Linked DNA regions of Homo sapiens: region 1 is linked to region 2. A link is a contact called in ENCODE Hi-C or POLR2A ChIA-PET data. All regions are on one chromosome and are shown on one strand. Each heading gives the region's core, a stretch centred on a gene start or an enhancer-like site at or near the end of the contact. The rest is flanking DNA. Distances are from core to core; before and after follow the strand shown. Region 1 overlaps UBE2O (ubiquitin conjugating enzyme E2 O). Region 2 overlaps RHBDF2 (rhomboid 5 homolog 2).

Region 1 (2,700 bases), core at 147-2,646, 73 kb after region 2:
CTTCTGCCTTCTTGAAGCCTTGCCGGCCTGTGCCAGTCACCCCACCCAGCACCTTGACAGCTACTCCTCCCTGCTTGGTAAGCTCATTCCCCATCTCATCCCGATCTCTGGTTCAGCATCACCTCGGAGGGGCCTTTCCTGACCACACATTTAAAATTCTTCACTGTGCTCTCCCTCTGCTGGCCCCCATGTGGCCTAGTTTTTCTTCATGGCACTTGGTACCACCTTCTCTGCGTCTGTCTGTCTGCATCCCCCCTGCAGGAGAATGGGCGCTTAGCATGTGCCAGAATCCCTCTCCTCGGAGGGCAACTGTGTTGTTTGCTGCTCCTGTTTCCAGAGGAGGCACAGAGGATGTCGGTCCTGGGTTCCACTGGGCAGCCCCACTGTTGAGTCACATGTGTGCAAAGTGGTGTGTGTTTGCCAGGGGCGGTGGCTCACGCCTGTAATCCCAGCACTTTGGGAGGCTGAGGAGGGCAGGTCATGGGGTCAGGAGTTGGAGACCAGCCTGACCAACATGGTGAAACTCCATCTCTACTAGAAATACAAAAATTAGCCGGGCATGGTTGTGCATGCCTGTAATCCCACTACTCAGGAGGCTGAGGCAGGAGAATCACTTGAACCCCAGAGGCGGAGGTTGCAGTGAGCTGAGGTCGTGCCACTGCACTCCAACCTGGGCGACAAAGCGAGACTCTGTCTCAAAAAAAAAAAAAGTAGTGTGTGTTCATTTTAAACCAGCCACCACCCCTTCTGGCTTAGAGACACTGTTAGCATTTTGGCATCTTGTCTTGTCCTTTTTCTGTTCAGAAACCTCTGATAGTTACGACTCTCTAAGAAATAGACAATAGGCTGGGCGCGGTGGCTCACGCCTGTAATCCCAGCACTTTGGGAGGCCGAGGCTGGCAGATCACGAGGTTAGGAGATCGAGAGCATCGTGGCTAATATGGTGAAACCCCGTCTCTACTGAAAATACAAAAAATTAGCCGGGCGTGGTGGCGGGCGCCTGTAGTCCCAGCTACTCAGGAGGCTGAGGCAGGAGGATGGCGTGAACCCGGGAGGCGGAGCTTGCAGTGAGCCGAGATCGCGCCACTGCACTCCAGCCTGGGCCAGAGAGTGAGACTCCATCTCAAAAAAAAAAAAGAAATGTTAGACAATAAATAGCTCACCAACTCTGAGGTTGTTTAGAATTTCAGAGCCCATGAGGACAGTTGAAATCTCTTCACCCCCGACCCCAGATCCCCTCCTAGTAACAATTTTTTTTTAAACTACAAGCAGGGCACCCCTTAACAGTAGGGATTGGGTTTATTCCAAGGTTTAGTTTTGTTCACAAATCTGGTGCTTTCCCAGAGTGGGCACAGTGCCCTCTAGTGTTCACCTGCCAGGCCGGCTGGCACCTGTCATTTGCTCTTTGGAGGTAGAAGGGGAAGTGGAGGGCAAACTGTGCCTAGCAGGCATCCGCAGTCAGTGGCCACCATTGCTGCCTTCCACTTGCCTCAGAAATGAAGAGAGTTTTTCTTTCTTTCATAAGCAGAAGAATCACTGTCTTTAAATGTGTAGACCTGCCAGAAGTCTTTCCCTGTCTCTGTAGCTCTGGGGAGAGATGAGCTTTTTATTTGGTTAAGAGAATGGACTCTGGAGCCAAACTGCCTGCGTTCAGGTCCCAGCTCCACTACTTGTGACATTGAATGAGTTGCTTATTTTCTCTTGGTCTCAGTTTGCGTATCTGCAAAATGAGCATGGCAGTGATGTGCTTCATGGGTTGTGGAGCACCTCATGGGCGAAGACAGTGAAACGCTTGGAGAACTGTCTGCCAGGTAGGAAGCACCTGGTTAGCATGAGGCGAAAAACTCCAGAGCTCTTGCATTCGCCAGGAGCACGTCGGTTCCTTCCTGACGGGGGCACTGAAAGGCTTTGTGAAGCAGGTTGTGCATACGGGGGCAGGGAGAGGAGGACATTTGGAAGTAACTGTTCAGTGGAGTGGCTCACAGATGGGAGGGTATGGGCTTATTTGGAGAAAGCCAGTGCCCAGTATGGGTGGGGTATAGGAAGTTAGGAAGGAAAGTCACAAGAGCCTCCCAAGTCATCCTAAGTCCTTCCACATGCCGTTGTCTTGGGTTCTAATTCCCAGTGGAAGGGAGTGTAGCCACCATGTTACCATCCCCCAGCCCCTTGTCGCTCCCACTCTGCTCCCAGCACCATCAGGTCTTTGGAGAAATGTAACTCCTTGTCATAGAAAGGTCAGAAGAGCCCCTGGAGGCAGCATCCTGGTGAGGTGGAGCTGCTGTTGTCTGGAGACCCCACGGGAAGAATGGCATTTGCTGCCAGCCTCCCTCTCCTGGGAGCACTGGGCACTGCCTGCCCTGCCAGCCTCTGGCCTTGCCATGATGCCAGCTTTCACCAGCTGTTTTTTTCTGCTTCAGCCTCAGAGTTGACACCTCGGTTTCCCCTGCACTCCCAAGGGTGCTGTTAGGCTGAACAGGGTGTTTCATCAGTGACGGCACTGATTTAGGTCTGTGTCTGCGTTCTTCTCTCCTCCTTTCCTGGCTGCTCTCTCAGGGACCCCCAAGTGGTGGAGGCAGCCCTCCTGCCACACATGGTGCAGCCCCCCTTGCATTGGATTCTCCTGTCCTGCCGCTTCTGGCTTCTCTGGGAGCAATTGTGGCTTTTTGAAGTCTAAAATGGGAGCAGGGGATTAAGATAGGG
Region 2 (2,700 bases), core at 155-2,654:
CTGGGTTCAAGCAATTCTCGTGCCTCAGCCTCCCAAGTAGCTGGGATTATAGGCATGCGCCACCACACCTGGCTAATTTTGTATTTTTAGTAGAGACAGGGTTTTACCATGTTGGCCAGGCTGGTCTCAAACTCCTGACCTCAGGTGATCCACCTACCTCGGCCTCCCAAAGTGCTGGGATTACAGGCATGAGCCACGCACCCAGCCAGTTTTAGTTATCTTTGAAAAATGAACTGGGGCTGGGCACAGTGAGCTTGCACCTGTAATCCCAGCACTTGGGAGGCCAAGGCAGGCAGATGGCTTAAGCCCAGGAGTTCCAGACCAGCCTGGCTAACATGGAGAGACCCCCACCTCTACAGAAAAAAGACAAGAAAAATAAACTGGGTGGCCTTGGGGGACAGGGACCAGCACAGTAGGTTTCTCATCTCTCGGCCCACCTCGGCCTCCCCAAGTGCTGGTATTACAGGTGTGAGCCACCGTCCCTGGCCTGCATCTTCATGCTCTTTTCAGGGTTTGGTTCTTGCCTCAAGCGGAGAGATCAGAAATTGAATGAGGTAGTAAGTTGAGGACCTCCCAGACCCATATGGTCCGGGATGCAAATGATGGTCAGAAATAGACCTCACTCCAACCACTGGGCCTGAGGTTCAGCCTGGTTCAGGCTGGGTTTAGTCCCCAGGGATGGTTTGTTTTTGGTTTTGTGTGTGTGTGTGTGTGTGTGTGTGTGTGTGTGTGTGTGTGTGTGTGTGTTTTCAGACAGAGTCTTGCTCTGTCGCCAGGCTGGAGTGCAGTGGCGCGATCTCGGCTTACTATAACCGCTGCCTCCTGGGTTCAAGCCATCCTGCCTCAGCCTCCCGAGTAGCTGGGATTACAGGCACGTGCCACCACGCCTAGCTAATTTTTTGTATTTTTAGTAGAGACGGGGTTTCACCATGTTGGCCAGGATGGTCTCGATCTCCTGACCTCGTGATCCCCCCACCTCGGCCTCCCAAAGTGCTGGGATTACAGGCGTGAGCCACCGCGCCCAGCCGCCCAGAGATGTTTGAACCAACTTTAGGCAAGTTGGTTCTTGGTCTGGGCTGCGTGCCCTGGCGTCAGGGTCCTGACACTGCGCCACCCCGCACCGCCCACCGCTGCTCTCCCGGTCTCCATTCCAGCCCTCCCGCCTCCTGCCCACAATGGCCTCTGCTGACAAGAATGGCGGGAGCGTGTCCTCTGTGTCCAGCAGCCGCCTGCAGAGCCGGAAGCCACCCAACCTCTCCATCACCATCCCGCCACCCGAGAAAGAGACCCAGGCCCCTGGCGAGCAGGACAGCATGCTGCCTGAGGTAAGGGGGCTGGCCTGGGGGCTCACTGTTCTGCCGTAGGTAACAGATGTACCCACGTGACACTTTCTGGTCAGTTTCACTTCCCAGAGGGGCTCCTTCCTGAGCCACAGCTGCTGTCTGTGCAGCCCTTGACTCGGGCCCTACCCCCTCCTTCCTGGGCCCGAAATATCACAGGGAGTAAAGCCAGGAACCGGGCTCACTCTCATCGTGGTCAGGGGCACACAGGAAGGGCCAGCCCCAAGAAAGTGCTTGCTGGTAACCCTGGGGCCCTGGCTGTTCTCATTTCACCCCCTAGGCCTGGACTCTCAGTCTCTCTTCTGAGGGCTGGGGGCTTTCTTTGACATGGGTGAGCAGGGGACAGTGTCTCCCTGGCATCAGCAGCCCGCCTAGGCAGTGTCCGCTTCCTTTGGGAGGACGAGAACAGATCAGTGTTTCTGACAGTCTGGTCTAGTGCCCCATAAAGAGCTCATTGAAAACCGGCTTGTGGCAGCGTGGGCTTCCTGCACAGTCTGGAGTATAAAGGGAAGCGATGTTAACGCCCCCCGTTCACCCGAGAGCTCTGCAGAAGACACAGCAGCAGGCAGGAGCGTCATGGTGCAGAGGGGAGGGACTGGATGAGGAGTTAGGAAAACACACGCTGGCCTTGACGGAGAAAAGTTAGACAATGGCGATTTTAAATTCAGAATGAGGCTGGGCGAGGTCGCCTCATGCCTGTAATCTCATCACTTTGGGAGGCTGAGGCAGCCAGATCACTTGAGCCCAGGAGTTCGAGACCAGACTAGACAACATAGCAAGACTCTGTCTCTGCAAAAAAAATTAAAAAAGAGCTGGGTGTGGTGGCACATGCCTGTAATCCCAGCTACTTAGGACACTGAGGTAGAAGGCTTGCTTGAGCCTGGGAGGTCGAGGCTCCAGTGAGCTATGATGGTGCCACTGCCCTCCAACCTGGGCAACAGAGCAAGACTCTGTCCCAAAAAATATATATATAGGCCGGGCATGGTAGCTCATGCCTGTAATCCCAGCACTTTGGGAGGCCGAGGCGGCCAGATCACTTGAGGTCAGGCAGGAGTTCGAGACCAGCCTGGCCAACATGGTGAAACCCCGTCTCTACTAAAAATACAAAAATTAGCCGGGTGTGGTGGCACATGCCTATAGTCCCAGCTACTCAGGAGGCTGAGGCAGAAGAATCGCTTGAACCTGGGAGGCGGAGGTGTCAGTGAGTCGAGACCACACCACTGCACTCCAGCCTGGACAATACAGTGAGATTCCATCTCCAAAAAAAAAAAAAAAAAAAAAAAAAAAATATATATATATATATATATACATATACAAACACACACACACACACACACACACACACACACACATTATATAT

Evidence for each region. Hi-C counts contacts between places; a loop is a spot of excess contacts on that map. ChIA-PET counts read pairs that join two places held with the same protein, here RNA polymerase II (POLR2A). Pooled maps may share reads with other maps.
Region 1: a loop to region 2 is called in a pooled map, with 3 times the contacts of the local background. The contact joins two enhancer-like sites. A Hi-C loop is called at or near these places in 2 of 168 maps with a recorded cell type or tissue (cardiac septum and thyroid gland) and 4 of 50 pooled maps. POLR2A ChIA-PET finds 5 or more read pairs at or near these places in 4 of 52 experiments (GM10248, HCT116, HEK293 and 1 more).

What each region holds. Positions count from the first base shown.
Region 1 is chr17:76,407,412-76,410,111 of GRCh38, reverse strand. All of the region lies in intron 1 of UBE2O (ubiquitin conjugating enzyme E2 O), which reads left to right. Among named protein-coding and RNA genes, the nearest start is that of SPHK1, 24 kb to the right of the region's middle. Within about 2 kb of position 1,396, at least 3 of the 41 ENCODE cell types and tissues checked have a DNase peak (open chromatin) inside an H3K27ac peak, as active enhancers do.
Region 2 is chr17:76,480,000-76,482,699 of GRCh38, reverse strand. It overlaps RHBDF2 (rhomboid 5 homolog 2), which reads left to right. Exons shown (of 19, transcript NM_001005498.4): 3 at 1,155-1,325. The coding sequence starts at 1,176. Among named protein-coding and RNA genes, the nearest start is that of AANAT, 14 kb to the right of the region's middle. RefSeq lists silencers at 828-877, 938-1,037, 1,858-1,927. Within about 2 kb of position 1,404, at least 14 of the 41 ENCODE cell types and tissues checked have a DNase peak (open chromatin) inside an H3K27ac peak, as active enhancers do.